Regions from separate parts of the Mus musculus genome. Here region 1 is linked to region 2. A link is a contact called in ENCODE Hi-C or POLR2A ChIA-PET data. All regions are on one chromosome and are shown on one strand. The core of a region is the stretch at or near the end of the contact, and the rest is flanking DNA. Distances in the headings are between cores, read along the strand shown. Region 1 holds the start of Slc25a12 (solute carrier family 25 (mitochondrial carrier, Aralar), member 12). Region 2 overlaps Slc25a12 (solute carrier family 25 (mitochondrial carrier, Aralar), member 12).

Region 1 (6,550 bases), core at 703-3,202, 39 kb after region 2:
TGCAGAGCCATCTCTCCCCACCCCTTTTTAAAAAATAATTTATTATTATAAGGAGCAGATGTGTGAGCACTGGTGCATATGCACAGATATATGAAAGTCAGAGGACAACTTTATATAGTTAGTTCTCTCCTTCGATATTTATATGGGTTCTGGGTAAAGCACCTTTATCCACTGAGTCATCTTACCAGCCTCCTTACAAAAGAATCTAAAGCAAACATGTTGTACCAACCCCTACCCCCATCCCCATCTATGGTTGCAATAAGTGGGAGGAGAAAGCGCAACTACAATAGTCATAAATTATCTGTGCAACAAATGTCATAGACATTTATGAGAAGGAAAATTTTATAAGTCATCCTAAGTCATGCAAACAAAAAGAGCAACTCCAGGAAAACCTCATATCAATCCCCAATAGAAAGAAAAATTTTCCAATCCGTTCTTACTAAGAGTACAAACGGCCGGGTATAGAGCCAATCGCAGCCCTCAGGAGGCAGAGGCAGGTAGATCCTCCGAGTTCCAGGACAGCCTGGTCTACAAAGCAAGTTCCAGGACAGCCAGAGCTACACAAGGAAAATCTGTCTCAAAAAAAAACCAAAACAAACCAAGTACAAAGGACATCCTCCACTCATGTTTGTGAGAAGAGCATTTCTCAAAGTTAGAGAGCTTAAAGAGGAATAACGATCATGTTCTTCCCATTCTTTCCCTGATGTAAAATTCTTTCACTTACCTGGAGGAATATGTTTCTCAGCTCATGAGGATCACCTCGTTTGGTTGTATGCACCTGAGGGGGGGGGGGGAATGACTGGTTAATGCTTAGCTAGAAACCACATAATCTCTTTAGATTATAGTTTACATCTGCTAACAACTCATTTATCTTTCATAAGGTCATTTAGTCTAAAAACAAACCCAAAGCTTAATTGCTGATAACACCTGTCAAACCGGAGATCTACGGCTAAGGGGTGGGAGAAAAGGGTGTGAATAGTGCAAGATAGAGCAAATTACAGACGGCACTTCCTGTGAACTGGAAAGGGAAACCAATGTAATCGTTTACTTTATTCCACAACTACTAGCAATACAGTAGCAACCACCAAGCTACAAATCCTGAGAGCCTCAAGAGAGGAGCAACAGGAGATGTAAAACAGCCAAATTAATAGCCGGGCCTAGCAGCCTTTCTTGTGGAAAGCAGAAACAGTACATCGTCATCTTGGCGACCCTTTCTCCATCTGACCTAAACCTTGAGAGCTGCCACAATACGGATACTTTCGACATCTGACAACCTGCCAGGCAAATGTCAACCAGTGCCCTGGGCTGTATTGTGGCCCCAAATGACAACACCCACCCCCTCCCCCACCGCGGATGCCCTGGGTATCCCCGGTTCTCCTGCCCGCTGACTCTCAGTCCCTCTCTGATGCTCTCCAACTCTGTGCTCGCAATCCCATGTACCTAGGACAAAACACTACTCTTTTCCTCCTCCCGACCATGGTCCTCAGGAGCCCCTCCAACTCACGATCCCTCCTCCTTCCCCTCCCCCAGCCGGGCATCCTCTTCGCTCCGGTCCAAGCCCAGCACAGCTCTCCACCCGCAATCTAGAGCCCCGGGACGCACTGGCTAAGAACCAGGCAAAGAAAGCAACGGAAAGAGGCGGGGGGCTGCACTCGGGGCCCTTGGAACGTCTCTTATGCAATAAAAGCAGCAGCAGAGAGTTGGAGTCACCTTGACCGCCATGCTGTGCTCGGAAGCCGGGAACGAGCGAGTGAGCGAGCTGGGCCGAGCTGTCAGGGCGCGCGCGCGCCACGGCCCGGGGCCGCGCCCGCGCTCCCTCCTGTCGCAGCGCCGCGCCCGTCTATATGCAAATGAGCTAGAGCGCGTCGGTGGTGCGCACCGAGTGGCCTTGGTTGATCCATCAGCGGGCCGGCGGGGCAGTCGCACCTCTTGCGGGGGACACCAGAGCTCCGGTCGCCGGATTCCAACGCGCAGTGTGAGCAGAGGCTCCTCTGGGCCAGCCCCAAGTCCCAAGGCCTGGCAGTGGGTGTGGCTTTGGGCACCGGCTTCAGCCAAAGTCGGTTCCCTCTTGGGGCTTAAAGGAACACTTGGGGCCTGTATTGAGCAAGGTTGGAAGCATATGAGAGCTTGTCCCATTAATAATGAGTTTATGACAACCAGTGACAAATATTGATAAGGAAAATGATTAGTTAGGTTTTTTAAAGGGAAAACCTAAGTAAACATAACTTCAGAAATATGCTCCTGAATTAACATTCCTTGGGATATCCCTAATGGTTTATTAATAGATTCGCTTCACTCTCTTAACCACCCAAATTCTTTGTACAATGTATATAGAAAACAACTTTATTTATCTTGGAGCTGGTACTTGCTATGCTGACTTTCTCTTCTACAGGAAACAATTCCTCTGTGAATTCCCAGCCCTGCCTTAAGCTAAATTAATGTCTCTAAAACTGAGGCTTGCCATTAAGATATGTGAGGGCCAGGCAAGTAGCTTAAGTTGCTGGAGTGCCTAACTAACATGCTGGAAGTCCCGGGTTCTATGCCCAGTAGCACATAAACTCTATCTTGGCGAAGTAGTATCCGACTGTAATCCCCAGGCTTGAGAAATGGAGGCAGGATAATCGGAATGTCATCCTCGGCTGCATAAGAGTTAGAGGCCAGCCTGGATGCATAAGACGCGTCTTCAAAGAAAAGAAAAACGAAAGGAATAGAGGAGAAGTAAGAAAGGGGAAGGGAGGGAGGCGGGGGGGGGGGGGTGTGTGGAGGGGGAAGAGGGGTGCGGATCCGAGGTGATAGCTCAGTCTGAGGCTCCTCAGAACTCATTAAAGGTAGAAAGATAATCAACACCTATTTTCCACATTTCATCTAAGCACTAAGGTGAATAAAATTAAAAATTGTTAAAAAAAAAAAAAGAAGGGGAGAAAAGATCCTATTAGTTCTCATATTGATATTCACCCAAATATTTACTAAAATCCTCCATGTGCTAGACATGGTCCTATTTGTAAAGTGTGGATATAAATACACATATATGCATATGAAGTATGTGTATAAGTAGTTATTTATTGCAAAGACCTTCTTTGCCACCATTATCATAGACCATTTTAAGTTATAAAACTAAATAGCAATCCTACATATTGTAGATATCATACCCTTGGCTCAATCATACTTAAATGTTGCAATATTTGATTATCCCTGGGTTATTACAAGAAAATTTGTAACAAGCTGATGATGTCTCCTGTAGTAGTATATTGCCTTTATTCCCACCCACCAGTTATAGGCTTCGTGTGCTCACTTTTCAATATCTTTGAGACCAGGCAAGGGGATAAGTCTTTTTAAAAGAAACATGGTTGACTTGTTTAAAACTGATCATTAGTGCACTCGACATGGGTTTTGTGAGAGGGAAGGAAGTGATGAGATTTCTTGTCATTATAGTATTAAAATTAAATCTACTTAATTCATAAAATCATATACATGCCATGAATACTTGTGTCTATCAATAAATATGTGCTATTTGAAAATATCAGAGCCCAGTAAAAGCCAGACATTTAGCGATTGTGTTTACCCAGGACCTCAACCATATTTGGTTTTTTTTTTTTTTTTTTTTTTTTGGTTATTGTTTAGTTGGTTGCCTTTTGTTTATTTGTTTTGAGACAGGGTTTCTCTGTGTAGCCCTGGCTGTCCTGGAACTTGCTCTGTGGGCCAGGGTACCCTCAAACTCACAGAGACCCACCTTGCCTCTCTATCCAGAGTGTTGGGATTAAGGGGAGCATAACTACATCCAACTACTATTTTCTTTCTTTCTTTCTTTTTAAGATTTTATTTATTTATTTTATGTATATGAGTAAAGTAGCTGTCTCCACACATACCAGATAAGGGGATTGGATCCCATTACAGATGGTTGTGAGCCATAATGTTGTTGCTAATTGAACTCAGGACCTCTGGAAGAGCAGTCAGTGCTCTTAGCCACTGAGCCATCTCTCCAGCCCTTATTTTCTTTCTTAAGTGAGACATGCTCCTTTAAATTAAAAAAGGGGGGGGGGGGGCGTAAATAGTGATGGAAAACCAGGTTCCCATATGTGAGTGACTGCTGGGCCTTTATCTTTTGCCATGCACAAAAACTTCCCTCAAAATGTATTTTTAAAGGGGAAACATAAGATCTACAGCCATAAAACTCCCAGAAGGAAACGCATGGAACGGGGAGCTCTCTGACACTGCCTCAGGTAGTAACAATCACACCAAAGCCAAAGCTCGGGTCACAAGTGAGACTGCATCAAACTAAAGTGCTTCTGTGCAGCAAAGTGAAGAACAAAATGAAGAGGGCAGCCTACAGGTTGGGAAAAATATTTTTAAATTATTAACATCCGAGAGTCATATTGAGAAAACTTATACAACACAGTAGTAAATATCCTCTAATCAGTGAATGAAAGATTTGAAGAGACAATTGCTCTAAAAATGATATAAAAAAATGGTCAAGGCGTCGGGTGGTGGTGGCACACGCCTTTAATCCCAGCACTCGGGAGGCAGAGGCAGGCAGATTTCTGAGTTCGAGGCCAGCCTGGTCTACAAAGTGAGTTCCAGGACAGCCAGGGATACACAGAGAAACCCTGTCTCAAAAGAAACAAAACAAAACAAAACAAAAATGGCCAATAGGTATCCAAAAAAGAAGCTCAAGATTGTTTATCACCAGAGAAAGAGCAAATACTGTGACCTGTCACTCCCAACCCCCCCGCCCCAAGACTGTTATCAAGAAAAGAAAAAAAATGCTACCAAGTACCAGCAAGGGTATAGAGGTGAGGACATTCTTATCTAGTAGAATCATTTAGAAACCAGTACAAAGATTCCTAGAGATGTTAAATTTTATATATGCAACTAAAAATGTATATACATAACTAAAAATGTATATGTATAATCTAGATCCCACTTCTGGTCCTATTCCCAAAATATACAAATAATCACATTGTAACTGTACCCACTCTTCTATTTGACAGGTCATAGCAGTTCTGTGGAAGGCATCAACTGTGTCTTATGTCCTGTCTAGTACCCCTCCTAAACTGCATGTAGCAGCCCTGTAGGGAGTGTGTGTGCACCACATCCATCCAGAAACCTATAGAGATCAGAAGAGGGCAAGAGATTCCCTAGAACTGGAGTTACAGGCAGTCGTGAGCAGCAACGTGGTTGTGAGAAACCAACCTGGGTCCTCAGCTAGAGAAACGAATCCTCTTAACTGCAGAGCTATTTCTCCTGTCCCAATTACAGTGACTTACAAGTATTTCTTTTCTTTCTATTTATATTTTATTTTATTTTATTTTATTTTATTTTATTTTGATGTAGCCCTGGCTATCCAGGAACTCCCTCTATAGACTAGCCTGGCTTCAAACTCAGAGATTTGCCTGCTTCTGTCTCTTGAGTGTTAGGATTAAAGGCATGTGCCACTGCCACGCTGCTAGAAGTTTTTCTTTTAAGTCATAAATATTATATAGATTTTAAAATTTTTGTGTGTGTAACACACACACACACGGGGTCTGAGGAGGCCAGAAGTACACATCGAACCTCTGAAATTGGAGTTACAGGGAGCTGTTAAACACCCAACATGTTTGCTGGAACTGAACTCAGGTCCTCTAGAAGAGCAGCAAGTGTTCTTACCTACTGAGCCATCCCTCCAGTCACAATGAAGTTTAAAGAGCTGGTGAGATGACCCAGGAGCTCGTCTTTGCTGCACTTGCAGAACCCTGGTCTTCTGTTATCAGAACCCACAGCCTATGCTCATAATTGCCTGTAACTCTTAACGCCAAGGGGCCTGATGCACCACTCGGGCATTTAGCGCTCGCTCTCTCTCTCTCTCTCTCTCTCTCTCTCTCTCTCTCACACACACACACACACACACACACTACAATTTAAAACTGAAGTTTTTTTTTTTAAAACCTTTCATCAGGTGTCAAATGGGAAAGCAGCTTAAGGTAATAATGGGGTAGGGCTAGGATGTTGCTGTGACAGAGTGCTGGGTTAGCAGGTGCTAGGGTCTGGATTAGGGATGAAAGCAGTGGGGTAAATGTTCTCAGTGTAAGGAAAGAAACTGCCTAGCTGATAGAACAAACATCCTGCCAAATCCTTCTGCCGCCTGCCCCTCCTACTCCTCCGAATTTACTCCGATGCTGTTTTTACTCTCTTCTTCCAAGAGACCAATGTAGAAGATGGTTTGGAACTGATCCAAACTAAAGAGAAAGTCTCATTTTAAAAATTGTGTGTGGGCCAGAGAGATGACTCAGTGATTAGGAGCACCCGCTGCTCTTGCACAGAGCCTGCATTGGATTTCCAGCACGCATGGAGTAGTGCATAGCCACCTGTAACTTCCATTCTAGAGGATCCAACACCCTTTTCTGGACCCCCTACATACCAGTCATGTACATGGCACACAGACATATATATAGGCAAAAAAACCCAAAAAAACCCACAAAAAGAAATAATAAAATCTTAAAAGCACACCTTCAATCCCAGCACTTGGGAGGCAGAGGCAGGAGGATCTTGGTGAGTTTGAGGTTAGTGTGGTATA
Region 2 (7,187 bases), core at 774-3,273:
TTTTAAAAAAGAAAGAAACTATCAGAATCTTAAGTGCAAAACAGCCTCAAAGACTCAGAACCCTTCAAACAAACAAAATTCAATGGCTTCAACTTTTTTTTCTGACATTACCAAAAGGATATTTACTAAATTGTATTTGTTTATTTGTTTATTTATCTGTGTATTTATTTGTGGTATTGGGTATTGAACCTAGGGCCTTGAGCATGCTAGGTAAGCTTCCTGCTACTGCTGTCTGCTTTATGCTACCTGTAGCACTGCCCCCCCCCCCCCCACCTTCTTTTTTGAGACAGGGTCTGGGTTGCCTAGGCTGGGCCTGAACTTACTTTGAAGCCCAAGAAGGCTTCGAATTTACAATCCTCCTGCCTCAGCTGCCAAGTACCTGAGATTATAGGCTGACACTATCCGGCCTAGCATAATTTTGTTTGGCTTGGTTTTGTTATTTGAAATAGGGCCTCATACTGTCTGTCACCCAGTATGGCCTTGAACTCTTGGCAATCCTCCTCCTTCACAGCCTCATGGCCGGGATTACAGGCATGAGCTACCATACTAGGCTCACAAACTAGACTTATAATGCATATTTGAAAACAATCCTTATAGATAAAAACACCTCATTAAAGTGGGCTAACAATCAACCCTATGCCCCGCCAATGCTAAGCAAGCACTCCATCACGGAGCTGAACGAGCCCTGTAATAAAAACTTAAATGGGAAGTTCTTTCTTACTAACTTCCTAGCTGTCTCAGAACTTAGACGCTGTTCGAGCCATTAAGATAATGATCTAAATTAGTCATAGCAGGCTCTCAAATACAGAAGTAGCATTTTTCTCAAATTGTACTCGGACATTTTCTACTTCTCCCCAAATGTTCCCCCTGACAGCTCTGTGTATGGTTTCATGGTGACGTCATCCCCGTTGAGTAACCACTCCATCACACTTTCAGTCCTTTTTTTTTTTTTTGTAACACCCCAGGCTCAACTAAAGTGACTAGGGCTAATAAGACTGTGAACCTATCCAGCACCTCGTGAAATGTCATCTCCAATCTGTCCCTATTCTATTACTGTCGCCTGAAGCTGGCTCAGGAATGTCACAGAGACGATTTAGTGAACTACTGGAGACTTAATTTATAGTAGCCACTATTCTGCCCCTGGGATGTGTTAACAAAAACCAACGATGTAAAAGTCCTAGAACCAAGAAGCGTATTCCTGCACGAGGCAATGGCTCCATCAGCTGCTGCCCTTATCTTCCTGAGTCTTGCATGACCTGAGAGGGGAGACCACCATGAACCCTGAGCATCCCTGATCCATCTCTCTGTGTATCAAGTTTCCCACCCCAAGAAAATCCCATCTTCCAGTGGCACACAAGGATCTTTAGCCCTAAACAGCACTCTGTATTAGTACTATTTCTGAGGCCACAGTTCTGGCCCGGCGTGACTAGCACATCTTGGCAGCAAGATCATGACCCAGGAGGCTACACTAGGTTGGCACTACTGGAAGAAACAGGAAGTCCATTCATGTTTCTGACAGAGGAAAAACAATAGACCATTTTTTCACTTCCTGCAGAGAACATGGGCTTAGGGAAAAATGAGCTTTATAATTCCTTTGAAGGGGGAATTGGGGCCAGATAACAAAAGTAGCTTGCCATTATGTTCTCTTTGCTCAAAAGGAGAGGAGCGCGTGATTTGTCTGGAGAGCAGGTAAAGGTGAGAATGTGATAACGTAAAAATGCTTCCCCCCCCCCCCGAAAAAAAAAAAGTCTATTAGTCAGTTTAGCTGTACCAGTCACTTATGAAGACTGGACTAGGTGAAATACACATTGAAGCATATTATGTAAATATGTCTTAACAGAGGTTTCTGATTCCCCGGCAACCCCCACTGTGTCTCCCCATCTCATGCCCCCCCTTATCCCTCCCCTGGTTCTTAGGGACGCTTCCTGCAAGGTCTTCAGCACCTTTCTGCAGTACAAAATTACCTCTGACCGGGGCTGGCACTCTTCTCCAAGCCTGCCACCGTGCCCGCTCCGTGACTGAGCCTTGAAGGAGCTGCTGTACCAACGCTGTGGCCAGAGAACTCCTCCTGTAGGTATACAAGCCATCAGCCCCGTGACACAGCCCGCCTACCATCAGCCCAGCTTGACATCTGACTTCAAGGATTCCAGCAGGAGCCGCTGCTTCCAACTTAAAGGCTTGAGACGGAGCAGTCTTTATTGCCAAGGGAATTTTTTTTTTTCCTCAAACAGCTTGGTTTCACCTGCATAGTTCTTAGGGTGAAGTCAAGAATGGCCCTTTGGATACCTGGGGTAAGTGGTGACTATCCTTACAGTGTACAACGGAAAAGACAGGACAGTGACACGTGTGGATGTGCTTTTCAGTGCAGGAGAAATTGGGAGGAAAGAGGAGGAACAACTAGGAGCCCAGAAAAGAAAACAAACAGCAACAATGTAACAACAGAAAAGATCAACACCGGGAAGTGGTGGAGGAAGTCCCGACCAACCGGCCTCAGCATGCAGACTCCCTCAGCTTCCGCCTCTACTTCCCCTCTACTTCCAGGAAGGAATTAGTATCCTAGGTGAACTCCCCAGGCACTCTGTAGGGGAAGTGTTAACCCTTTACCTACCTCCAGAAGGGATTACTGTGTGATCAGTCAAATAGAGGAGTCCTGCTGCCAAATATACATAAAGGTTCATTTCTCAGGAAAGATGAGTTCATAGTTAAAGAACATCACAGAAGCTACAAGCCCTAACAGTCTACTATCACGTGGCATAACACCCTGCCAATACTCCCCTTTAATGTCAAACTCTAAGCTACTTTAGTAGCCTTGTGTATTTTATTCAAAATGGTCCTTTATGATGCCGGAAAGCAATACAAAGCATCTTAAATTTTCTTCCTGATTTAATCAAATACCCGTGTGCCTCTATTGCACACCAAATGATCATAGTCTATGGCCACTAGACTCTCACACTATCCACGTCTATAGTTATTCTCCACAGAGAAAAGGCACATGTACTACCATGTCCTGACACTTGGAATAACAACTGTTGTTATGGCTTCCCCTTAGAAGGGAGTCCACTTAAAAGGCAAGTGCAGAATACATTTTTTACTTGCTGTACCCTGTACAACCTGGACAACACAGTACTGTATCAAAGGCATTCCTGATTTAGAAGGCTTGTGCAGTATGGGTGTGTCCTTGGGAAAGCTCAGGGGGACCAGTTTCCGGTCCTAGGAAATCCATTGGAGTGCAATGTGCACAAGAGTTTAATAGAAATTCTAGAGCAGATAGCATGTTTTATATATGTTTATTAGTAAACAAGTAAGAGTTTCTTCTGATTATGTTCATTGATTTTAGAATCCAATCTGTGTTAGAGCAATAAATACCTTCTTTAAAAGTTTTTAAGATCAATGCAAGGCAACATATGACAGCAGGATGCAGTATTACCACTTGACAGGGATCAGGTTACCGCTACCTAATTCTACCCAGCAGGATACCAGGACACTAGTGGGTAACAGTGAGACACGGCACATGGACACTGTATCCAGCACATGCAACGGGCTCCACAAGGCTCAGGCCATCTGGCAGTAACAGAGATACAAGCCATTAAGTAATTACCCACAGCATGCATTAAAAGTTTATTAAAGATTATCAAAGAAAAAATATTAACTAAATCTTTATTTATTTATTTATTTATTTATTTATTTAAAAACGAAAGAAAAAAAAAAACAGAACTCCAGAATCCTTTCCTGAGCTTTCATTCTGAAATGTAAGTCCTCTCTGCAGAATGGAGGCCTGTCTGACAACAGCAACAAAAACGCCTTGTCTGGCACCCAAATCAAGGTTTGATGCTGTTATGTATATAAATATAAATAGTTGCTATGATGCTACAGCTTAAATATACAGCTTGATGTGCATAAAAAGCACATCTAAAACAAAAGGATGCAAAAAGAATGAACAAACACATAGATAACACCAACACTGTTGTCAAGAGTCCAAAGACCACAGCAACAGCAACGTGTGACTGGCCTGCACTCCGTTGCAGTTTGCATCCAATATGGCTCCTTACTTTCCCTCGTGTGCACAGAGAAAACTGTACCTTAAACAGCTCCAACTAGGAAATGCAAGGCCATTGGGTGCAAAGGGTTTAACTCTAGTTAAAGTGAATACCAAATTTCTTTTCCCTAAACATGTGTCTCAAAATATATAAGAATGATTCATTTTATTAAACGGATACAAACTGACCTTCATCACAGACCCACAAATCCTATAAAAAATACACTTCAAGTTGATTATTTCTTTACACAGAAAAGCTGGAGACTTGGGATAATCTTATTACATGGCATTGGCTGAACACAACAATTTTGATGCTTGTTTTCTCAAAGATGTAAATCAGATTCTTATCACTGCGTTCAGATTGGTTGAGAAAGCTGGCCTAAGGCGGGGCTTGATCTCAGTGGCAGAAAGCTTATCTAGAAGTCATGAGACCCTGGGTTCAACTCCCAGAATCCAGAATCACACACAAACACACAAAGAAAAAGAAAAAGAAGGAAAAGAAAAAAAAAGAGAGAGAGAGAAATATTATCTAAAAGTGGATCCTCAAAACTAGGGGTAGACAGGAAGAGGAAATGATTAAAGTCCTATAAATGAGATCAAGGGAGAGAGAAAGGAGAAATGGGGGGAAGAGGGAACCAGAAGTCACAGGGCAAAGACCCTGGAACTTCTAGTTATTCCACAATAATCATTTTCTTTTTTAAGATTTATTTATTTATTATATGTAAGTACACTGTAGCTGTCTTCAGACACTCCAGAAGAGGGCATCAGATTACATTACGGATGGTTGTGAGCTACCATGTGGTTGCTGGGATTTGAACTCGGCACCTTTAGAAGAGCAGTCGGTGCTCTTAACTACTGAGCCATCTCGCCAGCCCCTCCACAATAATCTTATCTTCATATAATGGACAGAAAAAAAGAAAGTAAGTCTCTGAGGCAGGGGGTTCATATGTCCTTCAGATTATGGTAGGTGCTACTAAAAGTTCAAACTATTTTTTCATCCTGACTATATTTCTTAAAACCCTAACTTATAAATCATAATTTAAGGGGGAAAACAAACAAAAGAGCCCTAAAATAATAAGGGTAGGCTGTGCTAGCCATGAGCTTTTATCTCCATGAAGTAAGGTGTGTGCCAGCTGCTCAGCTGCTTTCCATGTTCATTTCATCTCCTAATCAATAGTGACAGGAATCTGTTGATGGTCTGTTGAATGAAGTGTCTTTGGTGACACTTAAAAGGCACATACACGAATTGGGGAAAGCAACCAAATGGAGGGAGGGACACAACGCTAAGGCGGCTGACAACATAAATTAGAAATTGATTTTGAGAAACCTAATTCTTGTTTTTTTCGTTTCTTGAGACAGGGTTTCTCTGTGTAGCCTTGGCCATCCAGTCCTGAAACTGAAGACCAAGTGGACCTCGAATTCATGGAGATCCACCTGCCTCTGCTGGGGTTAAAGGAGTGTGCTACCACCACCTGGCTGAGGAACCTAACTCTTGATGTTGATGTGCACATGACGTAAGCTCGGGGACACTGCCATTAACTCAAATTCTCCTGTCCAGTTCCCCAACATCACTGTGCCACGTTTGCAAGAGAGCTGTGTGTGCACGTGTGCTACCTACTGCAAGGAGACCGCTCAGCACTATCACTCACTCGGAGTTAGAGACCCTGTGCTTTCTCTATAGTTCTGGGTGTATTTGTACCAAGTCAACATTCTTCAGGAAGCAAAATGGCCAGAGCTTGCTGCAAAGCAGGGAGGATGCCCAGCTATATGCCAAAATGTAAAGACCTCTGCAGGGTATTTTTAGGGGAAAGTGTTCTTCACAGAGAAGGGTTGAGCCAATGAAGAGAAAGGGGAATGCCAAAGTAGACAATGTGCCCACCAAATCACAGGCAAGATGCAACTGGTCCTTCTGACAGACCTATATGTTCTCAGTTCTGACAATTATGGTGAAGTTGCTTCCTTTATGGTTTTCGTTTTGTTTTTTTAGGACAAGGTTTCTCTATGTAGCCCTGGCTGTCCTGGAACTAGACCAGGCTGGCCTCGAACTCTCAGAGCTCTACCTGCCTCCTATATGTAAATGAGTGACACTTCTATTATAATTAACGAATCAGAGAGAATGAACAGTGCTGTGGTTTAGAGAAAGCCTGAATGTCAAGGTTTTCTTTACAAATATTTGTGCCAATTCACACCATAAAAGGGGGTCAACTTTACTCATGGAGGATGAGAAGTTCTGGGAAAGTAAACCTCGAAGTTTGGCTGAGCTGACTATTTGAAAATTACAAGGATGTAAAGTTTTATGTTATTTGTTTTTATTCATTATAAAAACTGCTTTCAATTTTTAAAAGAAAGAGAACAGGCAGAAAAGAGGGCTCTAAGTCTTTGAAAACACTACATTGTTTTTTTACTGGAATGCTGCTAAAGAAAAGATTAACCAACACTTTTATTAAGATAAACTAATTTCTACCAATGATCGTCTTTAAAGATGAATGATAGCTGAAGAAATAAAGGGAAAGAAAGGAACGGAAAATTCTAGTTTGTATACTCGGGAGAGACAAGTCTCCTACAGAAGACTTTAAGTCAATTTTTGCATCCACCTCGGAAGACCATTCTATTCTCTAGGCTTTGTTCCCTAAAACCAAGGCTCTAAAGGGGACATTGGGGAAACTCCACCATCCCTGCCTCCCAGTGGATAGAAAACAGCAGAGTAGCAATATTCCCAAGGTACCATGGAGAAACTCCAAACTCCCTATTCAAAGCTAAAGTAAAACAAAGCCCTTTAGAATGAAGGGACAAGCTTGCTGGGTGTGCTTTTGCTTCACGTGGGCTTCAATGAAAAGCACTCAGTCCACTCCTTAGCACATCCAAGTCTGAGTGCTTGAAAGAGCTGGAGCAACATCACCAATAAATTCACTCCCCTAACACGCTGAAGAATGTGACACCACTTTTACTTGTATAAACCACTTTTGGAAATTCCTACTTCACTCACTGAGTAGGTCCTAAACAAACAACATACACTCAGTAACTGTATCTGGGAGTGAAGAACTGGACCAGCACTGGGAACTTTACTTATTACTTATAATCTTTTTTGTTTCCCCTTACCAAATGTCACCTCTCCATTTCCGCTCTTGTCAAACAGTTGGAAAGCCACTAT

Evidence for each region. Hi-C counts contacts between places; a loop is a spot of excess contacts on that map. ChIA-PET counts read pairs that join two places held with the same protein, here RNA polymerase II (POLR2A).
Region 1: a loop to region 2 is called in a map of regulatory T cell, with 2.3 times the contacts of the local background. The contact joins the promoter of Slc25a12 here to the enhancer-like site in region 2. A Hi-C loop is called at or near these places in 4 of 37 maps with a recorded cell type or tissue (adrenal gland, gastrocnemius, heart and 1 more). POLR2A ChIA-PET finds 5 or more read pairs at or near these places in 5 of 5 experiments (Patski and embryonic stem cell).

The regions. Positions count from the first base shown.
Region 1 is chr2:71,365,803-71,372,352 of GRCm38, forward strand. Slc25a12 (solute carrier family 25 (mitochondrial carrier, Aralar), member 12) reads right to left here and starts at 1,953. Exons shown (of 18, transcript NM_172436.4): 1 at 1,711-1,953; 2 at 725-778. The coding sequence starts at 1,722.
Region 2 is chr2:71,326,470-71,333,656 of GRCm38, forward strand. Slc25a12 (solute carrier family 25 (mitochondrial carrier, Aralar), member 12) reads right to left here. Exons shown (of 18, transcript NM_172436.4): 4 at 7,136-7,187. Among named protein-coding and RNA genes, the nearest start is that of Slc25a12, 38 kb to the right of the region's middle. Within about 2 kb of position 2,024, at least 1 of the 3 ENCODE cell types and tissues checked has a DNase peak (open chromatin) inside an H3K27ac peak, as active enhancers do; it is gastrocnemius, where a contact is called at or near this core.